3 separate regions of the Mus musculus genome follow, and all the other regions are linked to region 1. Evidence: chromatin loops called from intact Hi-C (ENCODE). Cell type or tissue: heart. All regions are shown on one strand. Each heading gives the region's core, and the rest is flanking DNA. Links, peaks and the distances in the headings are about the cores only.

What was found. Peaks named below come from ENCODE experiments on the same cell type or tissue, not always from the same donor. Only the 100,000 strongest peaks of a DNase experiment are listed, where the experiment ranks them.
Region 2: it touches region 1 in a loop (2.0-fold over the local background); 3 of 42 quality-filtered maps call a loop at or near these places.
Region 3: it touches region 1 in a loop (2.1-fold over the local background); 2 of 42 quality-filtered maps call a loop at or near these places.

Annotation. Positions count from the first base shown.
Region 1 is chr11:105,466,517-105,472,035 of GRCm38, reverse strand. All of the region lies in intron 1 of Gm39417 (a long non-coding RNA gene), which reads right to left. Among named protein-coding and RNA genes, the nearest start is that of Marchf10, 13 kb to the right of the region's middle. In heart, for the core only: no CTCF peak of the experiment used is centred there; DNase peaks (open chromatin) are centred at 2,285, 2,855, 4,565 and 5,135; H3K27ac peaks cover 3,025 bases.
Region 2 is chr11:105,571,394-105,576,912 of GRCm38, reverse strand. The region is part of intron 3 of Gm39422 (a long non-coding RNA gene); the gene reads right to left. Among named protein-coding and RNA genes, the nearest start is that of Tanc2, 16 kb to the left of the region's middle. In heart, for the core only: no CTCF peak of the experiment used is centred there; a DNase peak (open chromatin) is centred at 2,452.
Region 3 is chr11:105,564,989-105,570,507 of GRCm38, reverse strand. It overlaps Gm39422 (a long non-coding RNA gene), which reads right to left. Exons shown (of 4, transcript XR_880251.2): 2 at 2,185-2,291; 3 at 728-814. Among named protein-coding and RNA genes, the nearest start is that of Gm39422, 14 kb to the right of the region's middle. In heart, for the core only: no CTCF peak of the experiment used is centred there; a DNase peak (open chromatin) is centred at 3,047.

The sequences.
Region 1 (5,519 bases), core at 395-5,394:
AGCCTGTCAGGATTTAAGGCCTGACTCTGCTTGCTCCAAAGCTGAGAGACATGAGATGAAGTACTTAAATCAGACTAAAATTAAGGGGTGTTTCAGTTGTGTGTGTGCGCGCGCAATGTATGTGCATGTTCATGTGTGTGTGTGTGTGATATACATATGTGCAGGTGCAGGCGCATGTGTACAGAGGCCAGAAGTACCTGTTAGATGTCTTCCATGGCTACTCTCCACTTTATTTTTTGAGACAGAATTTCTCAAAGAAGCTGGAACTCAGGGAATCAGGTAGACTAGCTGGGCAGCGAGCTCCTAGAAGCCACCTGTCTCCATCTCCCTAGTAATGCTGTTAGGAACACATGCCTCCATGCCTAGTGTTCTTACATGGGTTATGAGGATCCAAACACATGCCTTCATGCTTACACAGCAAGTGTCTCAACTAAGCCATTCCCCAGTCCCATTTCTACTTTTATAGCCCAAGCTGTAAGTTAGAATCACTTGGGAGACTTAAAAATCACCTCACCCCTACTCAGGGCCAATGTATCTGAGTCTCTGAGAGGAAGTCCAGACATCAGTCTTAGACTGTTCACTAAGAGACTCCAACACAGAGAGACAGGGAAAGGCATGATTTAATATTATCGTAGAGATCCCCCCCCCCCAATTCTGTGTTCATCCTAGCTGGAAAGCAATGACCAGGAAACTGGAATAGCCATTCACACTGGTAATGGCTCATCTGTCAGAATGCCAGCAAAGAGCTGACATTTCACACACACACACACACACACACACACACACACACACACACACACACACACACACAGTGTGGACATAGCTGCCTCTCTTTTTCTCTCTTTGGGGAGGGGCATGCCATGGTACTCATGAGGAAGTCAGAGGACAACTGAGGGTGTCAGCGCTCACCTTCCACCATGTTTCTTGACAGAGTCTCTTATTGTCCACTGCTGCATACACCACGTTATCTTGCCCACAAGTTTCCAGCATTTCCCCTGTCTGATCCCCATCTCCTGGTAAGGGCACAGAGGGATTGCGTCCCTGTGCACTACCAAGTCCAGTTTTTCACATGGGTCCTGGGGATCCAAATCAGGCCACCGGGCTTGTTGACACACATGCTTGTCCTGTTGAAGCATCTCCCCAGCCTCTGAAACAAACTCTTGCTATGCAGTTCAAACTGACCTTAAACTCCCAACATAGCTCAGGCTAGCCCGGAACTAGCGTCTGCCTCTGGAATGTTAGGATTACAGGCATGTACCACCATGTCTTGTTTTAATCCTTCCATATATATTTAAGTCACCTGTAGCATTCATATGATATCTAGTACAATGTAAGTACTGCGGAAATGGTTGCTGAATTGTGTTGTTTAAGGAATTTTTACAAGAAAGATATATGTTCTGGTATAGACTCATTGAAAAACATTCTCCATCTGGGATAGGATGTAGCTCAGTCTGTAGAGTGCCTGCCTAAAAAGCCAGAGAGCCTAGGCTGGATTCCTAGTACTGCAGAAACCTAGGGTGTTGGCACATACCGATAATCCAAGCACTCTAAGGGAAGAAGAATTAGAAGTTCAAGGTCACCTCCAGCAACATAGCAAGTTCAAGGCCAGCCTGAGTTATATGATACTTTCTCTCTATCCCCTCTCACTCTGTCCCCATATATATATACATAATATTTTATATTATGTATAAATATATACCTATCATCCATACTATCATATATATACAGACACATGCACACATACATACATACACACACACACACACACACACACATCTTTTTTTCCCATCTGTGGTAAGTTGTTTAAGCCCATGGATCCAGAGCCTGTGAGTCTCTAGAGTTGACTACACTTGATGTATGTAGACAGTCTTGCATACCCAAATAAAGCCTGGAGCGGGGACTGGGGGGAGGGGACAATCCTATGGAGAGCTGTGGGGAATACTTTGCCGTTTCTCCCTTCTTTCCACCACCCAGGAGGAGTGCCATCTCGGCACCTCTACCTGTTTTCACACTTCCCACATCCACAGGCTCTCTGCCAGTCCTGCCCTTAAATAGGAACCTACAAACCCTGAACAAAGAGCTAAATTAGAGGATGCCTTCAGAGAGGACAGCATCTAATTGTGTCTTCCAGCGACTGCCTTGTCACTGGTACTCAGCAAGGCTTCAAAACAGTTGTTTCTCCAGCCTTGGGGGACTTCCAGCCCAAAGGTCTGAGTCTGGTGGTTAATGGGCCCCCACCCTGGCCTTATCATGCAGCCACAATGGAGAGCAGGGAGGGACAGCCTGTCAGGCTGAATTCTATGGAAACAGGGCCAGTTCCAAAGGCAGGAAAAGCAGGCTACGGTCCAGAATACATGGACCAGGGGAGCCAGGAGCTTTTAGCTCTCCCAGGAACTCTTTCTTGCCCTAAGCCAAAAGAGCTGCAGATACCCTGATGTATGTGCGTGCTCCGGGTGCATCCAGATCAGTCACCTCTTTCTTACAACAAATACTACATAGTTTCAGATCAACTCCATTCAGTAAGCAGGGGCTGGTGGCTGTAGGCCGATGTTGATAAAATGGTTTGGAGGTTTCCGCCAGACAGGGAGGGGAGGGAACACGTGAGAGTCAGGAAATGGGCACAAGGGCTGGCAGAGGTGAAGACTATCGCCACCCAGCTCCCAGACTAGACAGTGTCTGGCACTGCTGTGAAATGTTTCCATGGGAAGGAACTGCCCACCAGCAGGCACTGTGGCAGGCCTGGGGCAATCCTCAGAGGCCCTTCCGCTGTCCCGCACACCGTGAGAATCTTCCCGTTGGTCCAGTCTTCCTCTGCCCTCCAGGGTCCCACACCTACTTCTATTGTTGAGCTGACTCTAAGGTCCTGTTTATCTACCTTCCTCCCCCACAGGCACAAAGGCTACTTCTTAGTCTCCTGGGAGGCCTCAGCTTGGCCCTGAAGTGCTTATATAAACGTTTGACGAGGGACTACACCCAAAGGGCTTTCCCTGCAAACTTGGGGGTACCAAAAGAATGTCTTGCTGACATGGCACTCAAGTGAAGGAGGTTACAAACTTCTGTTTCAAAGTAGGCATTTCCAAACTCTGATATGTTTTAAACAAAGATGAAGGAGAAGAGGGGTAGGGCATGCTGGGACATGAAGATATCACCACTGGTGAATACACATAGCCGTTTAGATGCTGCCAGAATGTTGCTGCTGCCCTTGCTCTGTGCTTGTGTGCCCGCCTCACTGTCTTACCCTATGAACCAGAGGTCTCTGTGAAAAAGATCATCAGGACAACTTGTTTTGCTTTAAAATAAAGAAAAAGCAAAGCATAGCAAAACTTTTGCCACAATCAGAGGGTTATCATAATTTATTAACAAAATGACCCGTCAGTGTATCTCGGCTTTTGAGATAATGCCGCAAATGTGTGGCAGGCAATGAGAAGGCTCAGGGCTCCAGCAACAGTGTGTGGCCTTGAGTGAGGAATACAGGGAGACTCTTTGTCCTCTGGCTGCTTCAGTGTATTAAGGAGAGATAATGGTATATTCAATGGGTATGAGAAAAGCTTAACATTAGTCTGCACGAAGCTCTTTGAAATGCATGAAGGGATCACAGCATCTCAGTCCAACACTTGTCCTAGCGTCCACTCAGGGCCCTTGTGTGAGCATCTGTAAAAATCTCTGTGTGGATGTGGTACACACACACACACACACACACACACACACATACACACACACACACACACACACACACACATACACACACACACACACACACACACATACACACACACACATACACACACACACACACACATACACACACACACATACACACACACACACACACACATACACACACACACACACACACACTAAATGGCTTAATTGCTTTTAAAATTTTTCAGTAAACACATTGGAATGATTATGAGGCATCTGTACAGTGTACTGCCTGCAAGTCTGCCACGAGAAGAGCTATTTGAGAAATGAAATCACATCAATGAGAGAATTACCAATGAGTCAATTGGTGAAATATTGCATTAGCGGTGGCCTCTGACCCAAATGATGCCAACCAAATGCTTTTTCCTTTCTCTCTAATTTAATCACTTTTCAATTAGGTTAATTTCTTAAAAACCACACAGATAAGCCACTTGTGTTACACACCACTCCACACACACACACACACACACACACACACACACACACACACGGATGTTGATGAAATAAAGGACACACTAGAGTTGTGTGTGACTCTCTGCTGCTTGATTCTGGAAATGAGCATTACCTTGTTTTTTTTCCCCCCCTGTCTGACAAGAATTTTTCCAAGACGAACTCACTAAAGTGTGAAGTCAGGGGATCCCCCCCTCAACCCCCCCAAAATCCCCTCAAGGCAGAGACCCAGCCACCACATTATGAAAGCATAGCTAAAAGAGGCCCCAAACTATGGCCGCTGGACACATTGCCTGGCTGTCTTGAAAACACTGTGCTAACGCAGACTACGCAGCTGGAAGGTGGTTTTGTGAGGGTTGTTGACAGGCCTGTGCTCGGGCTTGCTGGGAGAGTGAGCTCCGCACATCCAGGAATTTGTTTGAGGATGGAGCGTGGTTAAGTCATGTTTTAAGAATGTTCTCTCATTATCCTGACTCAGGGGGTGCAGTGAGCCACAGAAGAGATGCAGTTTAGTGATACCTTCTGTTCTGTCTGGGTTTCAAGAACTGCCTTACCCCGTGCAGAGGAAGGAAGACTCATGTCATTCACCTGAGGTTACCCCGTTCCGTTCATGGAAGTTAACCCTGTCTTTGTCACAAAGCTGGAGGAGGACTGCTTTTCTAGACTCGCTTGAAACCCCTGACCTGGGGCGGGGGGGGGGGGGGGGCGGGTTAGACCAGGGAGGGGGTATAGAATGAAGAAGAGAGTTTCGAGGAGGTGAAGGGAACAGAGAAGGGAGTCGGTAGAAGGCAAAACCCAATTACTAAAATCTACAAAACCAGCCAAGAAATTTGTTTGGGAAAGAGAAATCTAAGATCTGTGGTTTGGCAAGTAATGCTGACTTGTGATGAGAAAGGCAGAAAAGAAAGGGGAAACGGGGCTGAGGACGGGAGGGAGAGAGGGTAAAGAGGAAGGCAAGCCAAAGACCAGGAAAGAGAGGAACTAGGAAGCCAAGAGAGTGAGAGTCAGTGCATCCTAGGAACAGACTTGGAGGGCTTAGCAGATAACATGCTTGTTATGCAAGCATGAGGACCTGAGCTTCAATCCCCAGCACCCATGTTTAAAAAAATAATCTAGGCAGGCATTGTGTGTATGTAATCCCAGCACTGAGGGAGTGACAGAGAGAGATAAAATCCCTGGGGCTCCAGGGCTAATCTGGCTGAATCAGTAAATTCTGGGTTCAGTGAGAGCCCAGTCCTAAAAAACAAAGTGGAGGAATAGAGATGACACTCAAAGGTGAAGTACTTGCCTAGCGTGCAGAAAGCCTGGGTTCCATCACCCGCATATCTGGGTCTGGTAGTGAATGTCTGTCACCCCAGTATTTGGGA
Region 2 (5,519 bases), core at 406-5,405, 100 kb before region 1:
AAATGTATTTTAGAGTCACAGTAAGGTGTGGTGTTGGCTCTCAAATAGAAAAATACATTAATGAAAAAAGATTAGATCCTTGTTTGCAGATACAAGTGAAATGGCTGACATTGAGTGTTGGGACAATTGGTTCTTCTTTTAGAAAAAAAAAATCTTCTACAGCATACTATTCAGAAGTAAATTAACTGGACTTTCCCAGCGATTGATATGGGCCAAGGCATGAAGACTCAGCGGCAAACAGGATAGGCCAAGACTGGCACATCTAGAACCAAGCAAGCAGGAGCTGGCAGGGTTGGGGCTGCAGGGGATTCCAATATGATAGACAGGGGCACTGAGCAAGTGAAACAGAGTGAGGATGACAAGAGTAGGTCTCCTCACTGCCTCTCCTCTCTCTCCCCTCCCCTCCGTTCCCCTTATGCTCCCCCCCCACCTCTCTCTTAGTAAGGTATTATAGACAAGGAATGGCAAGCCTCAAATGAGTTGGGGGAATGCTGGACAGGAGAGACCAATATGTTTATATATTTATATGATGTTATCTCTTTCCTGGTTCTGATGCTTATGCTAAATTTGTGTAAAATAATCCCCTTATTTTTAGAATATGCACACTAAAGGCAGGCATGGTGGCACACCTTTAATCTCAGTACTCTGAGGACAGAGGCAGGCAGATCTCTATAAATTCAAGGTCAGCCTGGTCTACATAGAAAACTCCAGGCCAGCCAGGGCTACATAGCAAAGCCCTGTCTGAGAGAGAAAGAGAGAAAGAGAGAGAGAGAGAGAGAGAGAGAGAGAGAGAGAGAGAGAGAGAGAGAGAGAGAGAGAGAGGAAACACTGAATGAGGTGCCTAGTGTTTGGGAGGGCTTTGTATCCCTTTACTCTCAATGGCTCAGAGAAAAAGATGTGTATCTTGTATTTTGTAGAACGAAGGAGAGAAAGAAGAAAGGAAGAAAAGAAAGGTGATGAGATGATACAATGAGGAATCAAGCTGGAGAGGCTATTGTGACTCTTTGTAATTTTGAAATTATTTCTAAACAAGTTCAAAAAAATGAATTTCAGATGGATAAAAATAGTTTCATCTCTTAAAACCAGTGGGTCTCAACCTTCCTAACACTAGGATCCTTTAATACAGTTCCTTGTATTGGGGTGACTCCCCCAATAATAAAATGATTTCCTTGCTACTTCATAATTAAGTTTGCTGCTGATATGCATCATAATGTAAGCATCTGATATGCAGGAGATCTATATGTGACTCCAAAGGGATCCTGACCCACAGGCTGAGAACCATTACTTAACATATTAAAATGTCTACAAAAGTATTTGCTATGCATGAAAATGTATTGTGATAATCTTGATAATAAAAAATTAAAATAGCTGGAGAAATGGCTTAGCAGTTAGGAGTGCAGGTTGCTCTTGTTGAGGACCCAAGTTCTGTTCCTCGCACTAGCACTATGCTGCTAACCACCCGCTCTAGCTCCAGGGCATCCAGCACGCTCTTCTGGCCTTCACGGACACCTGTACTCCCATGTGCATACCTACACAAAGACACGCATGCATATACATAATTATATATAATAAATCTTTAAAATAGAAATATAGGATATATGCATCAGTAGGAAATGGTGTGTGTATATATAAGTATATATATAAGCACATATATATATATATATATGTATATATATTACAGAGTGTTACACAAACATTAAAAGGAATACATTTGATTTATACATACCAACCTGTAAGGATCTCCAAAATATGTTGTTACATGGAACAGAAAATACACTCCCCACCCAGAAACAGAATATGATCCCATATATGTTATTATTTTTAAAAAAATAGAAATAACTGCTATGGGACCAAGGAGATGGGTAAAGGCGCTTGCCAAAGGCCTGATTAGCCTGAGTTTCATCACTGGAACCTACAAAGTAGTAGAGAGCCAACCCCTGCAAGCTGTCCTTTACCCTCTGTCAGTGTGTTGTGGCATCATGCATGGCACCACATATGTACACATACATATAAGTAAAGAACCTGCTGTGGTGGACCACATATGTGTGTGTCTGTGCTTATAAACATACAGACTTGTCTGAGAGAACACACTAAACAAAGAGCTGGCTCTAGAGATGCTTCTAAGTTTTCTACAATAGTCACACAATGCTTTTATTACCAAAAGAGAAGAGCCAAAGTCAGGGAGGGAGAGGCAGGAAAATACATTTTTCAAAGAGTTCTTTTTAAAATTGATCACAATACTTAATGTTGGGAACTATCTTTAGGTAACTGGAAAATTCCTAGTCCAAACTGCACATATAGGGACTTGGCCTTGCCACGGCCTGTGCTCAGGTACACTTTATCATTAACTTAATAGAGAATTAGGCAGCCCGCTGAGCCACTCGCTGGGCCACAGTCCAGAAGTGAATTCCCTTGCAGCTTTCCAAAAGGAGGTCAAACAAGTCCTCTGGGACTCTCAACAGAAAGTTGCCAAAGGCTAAATCTGGCATAGAAGCCAGGGGCTGGTCTGGGATAAACTGTGCCAGCATATGTCGGTTCTGCTTTCAAGGCCCTGACGAGAACAGGAAGGGTGGGAGAGCTGCTTCCAAGAGCAGCCTTACAGCAAGAGATGGAGTCGGGCTGAACCTGCAGATGTGGATTCTTCACTACCACCTCGACCACTCCTGTCCTGTTTGAATCTGGTTTTATTAACCTTCCTGTTCTTTCCTCAAGCAATCCATCATGTCAACCCAGTCACTCCAACTGTGACCAGACTCAAGGCAGAAAAACAAAACCAGTAGTGAGATGTTTTTGTTTTGGTTTGGTTTGGTTTGGGTTTTGGTTTCTTATCCCTCTCTTCATCCAAACCTCTATTTTATTTTAAATGTATAAAAAGCAGCCAGTTTTTTAATTAAGTGACTTTTTTGATCCTCTTTTCTGCTATGATATTTTATTAAATTATAATTCACAGATCCAATTCCTTATTCAAAGTCAGTGATTTTGATCATATTTCCAGGGGCTCGGTCATCGCGATACGTTTTAGACTACTTCCAACACTCCTGTTTAGCCACTCCCTGTTTCTCCCCAACCCTCTCTATCTACTACGCTCCACATTTATCACACCTGAAGGCATTCAGTACACGATGACTTACGAACGGCTTCCTTCACTTTGCTTAATGTTACTGAAGTCCAGGCCTGCTGTGGTGTGTGTCCTTATTCTCTGCTGTTTTCCTTTCAGGGTGGTTGGTTTGATTGTTTGGTTTGGTTTGGTTTGAGGCAGGGTCTCCTGTGGTCTAGATTGACCTTTGAACTCTCGATCTCCCTGCCTCCACCTCCCGTTTTGATTAGAGATGTGCACCAGCATACCTGCCTTGTACTCTAAGTGGCTGGATGGCACTCTGTCTATAAGACACTTTCATTTGTCTGTGCTGGTTCTCACTTTGGAATAATATGAGCAGTGGCACTGTGAACATTAGTGCACGTGTTCTGTGTGAGCACACATTTTTCAATTCTTTTGTGATATACCCACAAATCAATGGATTGTGTGGTGGTGTCATGTGTTTAAGTGTCTGATAAACTACTAAGCTGTTTCTCAAAGCAACTGTGCCATTTCTAAATTCCCACCAGCAATTTATATCAGTTTCCGTTTCTTCACATGCTTACCAATACTGACATTTGTCTTTTTATTTTGTGTGTGTGTGTGTGTGTGTGTGTGTGCATGGACGCACGCGTTTCTGCACATGTACGCATTCCTGCACATGTGCGCACGCGCATACATGCAACGAGGCCAGAAAGGGTCAGCTCTCCTGGGTATTGGAGTTACAGGTGGTTGTGAGCCATTTAATGTGCTTGGAATTAATTATGAAGAGCAGGAAGCACTCTTAACTGCTATGCTATCTCTCCAGCCCCACCTGCCCCAACCCAGTTTTGTCCTTTTTACTACAGCTGTCCGAGTGATGTGAAGTGGTTTTTCATTCTAGTTTTGGATGGCATCTTCATACTGGCTAATGACAGTGGAACATATTTAGGCCAGTGAGACAGCTCAGTAAGTAAGGGCACAGGCTGCCAAGGTTCACAACCTGAGTTTCATATCTGGGACACATACGGTGGAAGGAGAGAAATGTTTCCGCAAATTGTCCGCTGACCTTCACAAGTGTGCCATGACACTTGTGTGCACACACAGACATATGCATAGACACAAAGTAAATAATTAAATATAATGAAAAAATGTAAACATAGTTTTGGGGCCGGAGAGATGGTGCAGTGGTTAGGAATGTGCACTGCTTCTTATGGAGGATTCTAGATCAGTTCCCAGCACCCACATCAGGTGACAGGTGATTTATACAGCGCCTATAATTCAAGCTTCGGGGCAACTAATGCCTCTGGCCTCGGCAGACACCTGCACTTCAAACACATAGACTCCATACACATGACTTTAAAAAATAATGAAAATATGAAAAATACATTTCATGTGTTTACTGGATTTTTATATGCCCTGTTATTTTAATGCTATTGTAAATGACACTCTTTAAAAAAAAAAAAAAAAAAAAGATTGTTTAGTGCTGGTATTTAAAAATAAAATTGTTCAGTATCTTGATATTTGACCTTCCAGCCTTGCCAAACTGGTCGGGTAGTTTAATAGTTGTTTTTGTTCTAGTTTTCGAGGCTGGTCGGCTTGAAGAATGCAGAGAAGATTGCTCAACTCATCTGGGACTGACTCTCAGCTGTCCCGTTCCGTCAAGTCCTTATTTTCTCCCAATTACTGACTTACTTATCTCCAGGAGTAAACTCTTAGCACATTCCTTTTGAAAATTTGCCTGCCCCTGGGCTGCCTTTCTGACCTATGGCAGGTGTCTCTTTCGCTACTAATCCTACTTAACTAAAGACTCAGCCAGCAGTTACCACATAAACTATGACGCCGACTTTTCCAGGAGAAAAAGACTACAGTGAATTCCTCATTGCTCTGTCTTCTTCACTTGGATTGCATGCACTCATTTCTGTCCTGCAAATTCAATGAACCTAGGTTTTGTGTTGTTTGGGATCAGTGAGCCTGTGTTCCTTCAAGCTGTTGTAATAAAATACCATAAAGTACGTGCCTTATAAACAACCTAAGTTCCTAGCTCACAGGTCTAGAGACAGGGAAGTCCACGATCAAGGCAGTAGCAAATGATAGCTCAGATGAGGAGGGCCAGCTTCCAGGCATCATCTCCCTGACTTCTCACACAAGGGACAGTGTGCGAGTCTGGGAGGATTTTTTTATAAGGCCATTCATCCTGCTCATGAGGGCTCTGCCTTCACAAACTAACCACCTCGTAAAGGCCCTAATGTATTAGACCATGGGTTAAATACATTTGCAAATATGCCATAATATCAGAAGAAAATGACCAGAGCATAGCCTCAGACTCTTGTCTACTAAGTCAAAGGCTACTTCTGCTATAATTGCTACTTTAAATTCTTTGCAGCTAAGGAAAATATGGAGCTGGTGATAACTCGGTTGCAGGGAATGTGTCTAACATACACACTCAAGTTTGATCTTCAGT
Region 3 (5,519 bases), core at 213-5,212, 99 kb before region 1:
CATGCATACACACAGGCAAACACTCATATACGTAAAATAAAGTAAATCCAAATATATATTAATTTTAAGCTATCTTTCTAGCCTCTATTTTAATATTTTATAGAAACCATTTTAAAAATATACTGACCCATTGAATTCACACCTAATGCTACCATTTCATTTTCATCTTAATTTTTTTTTATTCTTTGACAATTTTATATATGTATACAACGTATCTTGATCATGTCCCGCCTCCTCATTCCTAACCTCACCATTCTTGCCCCTTCCTCCCTCCCTCATGTCATCTTTTTTTTTTTTTCCAACCTTTTTGTGGGCACTGCTGGATGCTGAGATGGAGAGATGATAGGATTTTGTCACTACCTTTCAAGAGCCCAGGGCCTAAAACAGGAGACAATCACATAAACCCTTCATTTTAATTGAACTTCGTCGGGATTGGGTGAGAAGTGAGCTTTGGGATCAAGAGGGCTATCCTAGGAAACCCGGGCTTCGTTCTAGAGGCAGTAGAGAGCTGCTGAAGACTTCAACTAGGAACTGTCCCTGCCAGGTGTATTTTCGTCACGTGGTCCTGGCAACCATGAATAAGACTGATATGAGGGCAGCATAGTTAGTCAGCGAGAGCAGAAGACCAAGACAGAAATGGTGGGTCCTCGAATGAAAAGCATAAGAGTCAGTATGATGGCAGTAACAGCAGAGAGATCCGTTAAATACCGACTAAGTAAAACTATACCTGTGGTGTGATGTAGACTGAGGAGAGGCAGGAGTTGGGGTGACTCAGATCCTGACTCGGGTCACTAGGTGGCTGGTGGTGCCATTGCTGAGGAAAAAACATATAGAGTAAGAAGTTTGCAGGCTGAGATAATGACCCTGTTTTAGACAACATTTAAGTATAAGATGCCTGGAAAGATGATGCAGAACCTGTGCCCAGTAAGCAAGGAATCTTGGATCTAAGCTACCTAATTTCTCTCGCCACTACTCTGCTGGAGCCTCTTGTTCTTTAAGATGCCACCTTTGTAATGGGAACCTGGGATTTTGTGTGTCTGTGTCTGTGTCTATGTCTGTGGGTCTGTGTGTGTCTATATTTTACCCAGAATTCAACAGTTAAGAGTACTCACCTAATATGTCTCCAGGAAACTGTGAACTACATTAACATTTTTGGTAAGGTCTCATTATGTAGTCCAGGCCTCTTTCTGCCTCAGCCTCTCAAGTCCTAGCATTACAGATGTGTATCGTATCCAGCTCGTAATAACTATTTATTAAACACATGCCTGAGCAGGCTTTGGTAGCACATACTTTTAGTTCCAGCATTTGGAAAGCTGAGGCCATAGGATTGTGACTTCAAGGCTAGCCTGAGCTACATAGTTTGAGGCTGTCTCAAAAATAAACATATGTCTGATCTTCTAGGTCAATAGTTCTCAACCTTCCTAATGTGTCAACCCTTTAGTACAGTTCCTCATGTTGTACTGACTCTCAATCACAAAATTATGTCGTTGCTACAGTTAATTTTACTCTAATTTTGCTACAGTTAAGAATTATAATCATTATTTCAGATAGTCTTAGGCAAACCCTGTGATAAGGTCGTTCAACCCGAAAGGGGTCAAGACTCACAGGTTGAGAATCATTGCTCTAGAGAAACACTTAATTAGAGATACATTTATATAGACAGTTACAAACCAACTCAGTGAAAACAAATGTATCAGAAAGATCAGACAGATGATAACTTACTATCCTAAAAGGTAATATGAGATTCATTTAATTGGTGGATTTAAATCAATCTACTGTAAAGAAGTTAAATTTTTCAAAAGGAACACAGCAAGATTTTGTTTTGTGTGTGCTGCATGCTCTGTAGCACAGGACGCTTTTTATAGGTATTATCTTTTTATCTCACACTAATCCTGTTGTGGCAGATAGTATTCACTTTCCCATCTTATCAGGAAGCAGAAACTTAGAGAGGTTAAATAATATTTTAAAAAAAGATCACTAATCTAATTAACAGTAAAGCCAGGATTCAAACTGAGGTTCCTCTACCTCTAAGATACAGATTCATGGTGTGGATCTTATTTTATGCAAAGACATGATTACGGGGTTAGAGAGAGAACTCAGTCAGTAAAATGTTTGCCACACAGTCATTAGGACCTAGACTTGGATCTCCAGCACCCTAGTAGAAAGCAGGCATTAGTGGTGTACCTTTATAATCCCAGCTTTGGGGGGCAGGGGCGGAGGGGGAAGATGTCTGGATCTTGCTGGCCAGTTCTTCTGGTTGAACTGATAAGCTCTGGATTCAGTGAGAGGTCCTGCCACAAAAGGTACGGTTGAGAGCATTTGGGAAGACACCCGGCTTTGACTTCTAGCTTCCATACATGTGTACACATATGAACACTCATACACATAAAATGCATGGTTATGGACTGCGCATGTTGGCATATACTTACAATGTAAGCACTGAAGCGGGAGGATCATAAGCTCATGGGCTATACAACAAGACATGGTCTCAAAGGAATGGGGAACGTGGTTAATGGTTTAATGGTATAAAACAACAACCTGGTCTTTTGTTGTTTTGTTGGGTTGTTTGTTTGTTTGTTTGTTTGTTTTTCAAACAGAGTTTTTTTGTGTAGCCCTGGCTGTCCTGGAGCTCACTCTGTAGGCTGGGAAGTCTTGAATTCACATAGATCCATTTGCTTTCACCTCCCTAGTGCTGGCATTAAAGACATGCACCACCACACTGGCCAACCTGGTCTTTTGTACATGGAAATCAGTGGCCCTTCACTGTTGCTTCATTTCCTTATTCTTGTTTAGCATTCTCTGTTAATGTCCAGATTTCCTGTCTTCATATGAGATTCTATTCTCTCCCTACCCATCTCCTCTTTCTCTCACAACATTGCTCTGTTTCACACGCTCATTAGACATGTTCAGTAAACAAGGGAGCTTTGGCTGAGAAGGGAAGCATTTGTGCTATTTCAAAAGCCTTTTCCTCAGACTCAGCCCTGACCTGGGCTTCTGTAGCCAGGATTTCTGAAATTGCTGGTGCTCAGTCCAGCAGCCTAGCAGCAGAAAAGCTTACACAAGAAGAGGAAGGGCCAAAGCACATGCTTATTCATAACAAGATGAGCCAAGAGTGTCAGAGGAATTTGCTGAGTGGCAATGGTGAAGCAAAGAGTGATTTGTTCTTCATATGAGAGTTTGGTTGTGCTTTTTCCAGCAAGTGAATGGAAGCCAGCTGAGCATGGGGCATTGCTGGCATGCAAGCAGTTGGTGCACAAGAGAAGGGATGCAACAGAATGGATGCACAGATGGGCTAATATGTTTGAATGAGGGCATTTCTGGACGCTTCAGACCCTTGTAGATTACTTAGGCAGGGAATAATAGTTCCTGCCCATTGTTATTTGTCTGAATGGTGACCTAAAGTTGGGGGCAGACTCTTGCTAAGGAACAGGGCTTTAATGTAGCATGCAGATATTTCTTCTTGGAATCGTTGCACTGAATTAATTTTTTTTCATGGTGGGAATGCACATCAAATAATCAAGACGCATTGTATTCAGGACCTAATTTCCCAAATGTCAGCATGCAATACATTTCAAAAGTAATTCACTTTGCAATGTGTTTTTCCCATTACACTCATAAGGCAGAAATTATTGCAAATAATAGCCTAGGAAGCTGGGATCATCATTATATCAGCTAAGGGGTCTGACTGGGCCATTGACAGTAAAGGTTATTTCTACTGAAAAGGGAAAGAGAAATCCACATTATTTCAAAAACAAACCTATTTGATGTCTTCTATCAACGTTCTCTCTAGCCTCCTATATTTTCTTGATTCCTCAAGACTGTCTTTCTGTAGTTGCCTAACCATGACTTATGATCTCACCTCTGAGTTTTCTGGGTGCTCCTTTCTGGTTAGGACAAACAAAATTAAAAAGTACCCATGCCCCTTCTCTTCTACCTACTCCCTTCTAGCCTTCAAACCCAGGATTCACCACTTTTTCAATGACCGTGAAGCCTTGTTGTGTGTGGCACACACCTGAAATCCCAGCACTTGGGAGGCTGACATGGCCATCCAGGGTTATATAATGAGACTGAATCTAAAAAACACATTGCCACTAAGATGACAGGGAGAGGTCCCCACATCCCAAGCGTGATTTTCTCAAAAGACTTATCAGTTACAGCTTTAGTCTGTACTATACCATATTTTCCTGCAGCTAAAATATTCCTTTGGATTCTTTCTCGGGTTGTTTTATGTGTGTATGTCTTAGGCTCCAATTAGATTTCCCATTCCCTGGAGATCTCGAGGCCCCTGCCTTTTATTTCTTTAGCATCCAGGAATAGTACAATGACTCATATTAGAATGGCATAAAAGCCACACCTGTGGATATACTTCAACCAGCCTTAGACTTTTGACAGTGATACAATGTTACCAAACAACCATCAGATGAACTTCAGAAGGCTAAAGATAAGATGTGAGCATCCGACCTGTCCCAGGTGGGTCTTCCTCCCAAGAATAACTTAAAGGTTTCTCTTGTCTGTTTTAGTTGTCTTTATGAAATCTCATAATAAAAATTAATTTAAAAATCACCTGTATTAGATGGATGCAAGTGGAGGGATGGGTATGTGCATGTGCATGCATGTGTGGGAGCTTACAGAGGCTCCTATCCCCCTGGAGCTAGACTTGCAGGTGGCTATGGATCACCAGCATGGGCACAAAGAATTTAATGCAGTAATCTGGAAGGCAGTAGTTCTTAACTACTAAGCCTTCTCTACAGCCCCCTGGGGTAAAAAATATATATCAACTAGTGGTTGGAAGGGTCTGTGCTAGAACACATGATGGACAACTGTTCATTACCAAAATATTCTTCATCAAATTTAACAATTCAATAGATATTTGTTAGGATATAGTACATAGGTCACTTATAATAGGTACAAAAAGGATGTCAAATTTATGTTCCAAGAAACTAGGATCCATAAGGTGAAATTCACACATAACAGGATAAAATGTGTTGCTGCTAGCAGTGTGGCACTGAAGGGGTAGATGAGATGTGGATGAGGCCGTGGCCAGTGAAGGGATTATGGTGTTAATGTGGCCTCAGATGATGGATAGAGAAGAAAGCAAGGCACAGAAACAAACTGTGTGCTGTACTTGAGTGGTGATGGGTGTCTACTCCAGTTCTGAGAGATGGTCTTTTTCTTGGGTTTTTATTATTTCCTGAATTTCTGATTTTTAGGCTGGGGTTCTTTTCACATCCATCTTAATAATTTCCTTTACCCATCTCTCCTTTTAGAATGTGTTTGCTAATGATGAACACTCTATGTTTTTATTTTCATGAAAATGTCAATTTAGCCAAAAATATTTACCTTAATTTCTGAAAGTATAGAATTCCCCTCTATTTTCACTGGATATAGAAATCTTAAGTTTGCTTCCCCCCCCCTTTTTAAAGAAACCATCCCAGTATCTTCTGGGTTTTATTGATTCTGTTGAAAAAGTTAGCTGCCAATAATACTGTTATTTATTTGAGAACGATGCATCTTTTTAA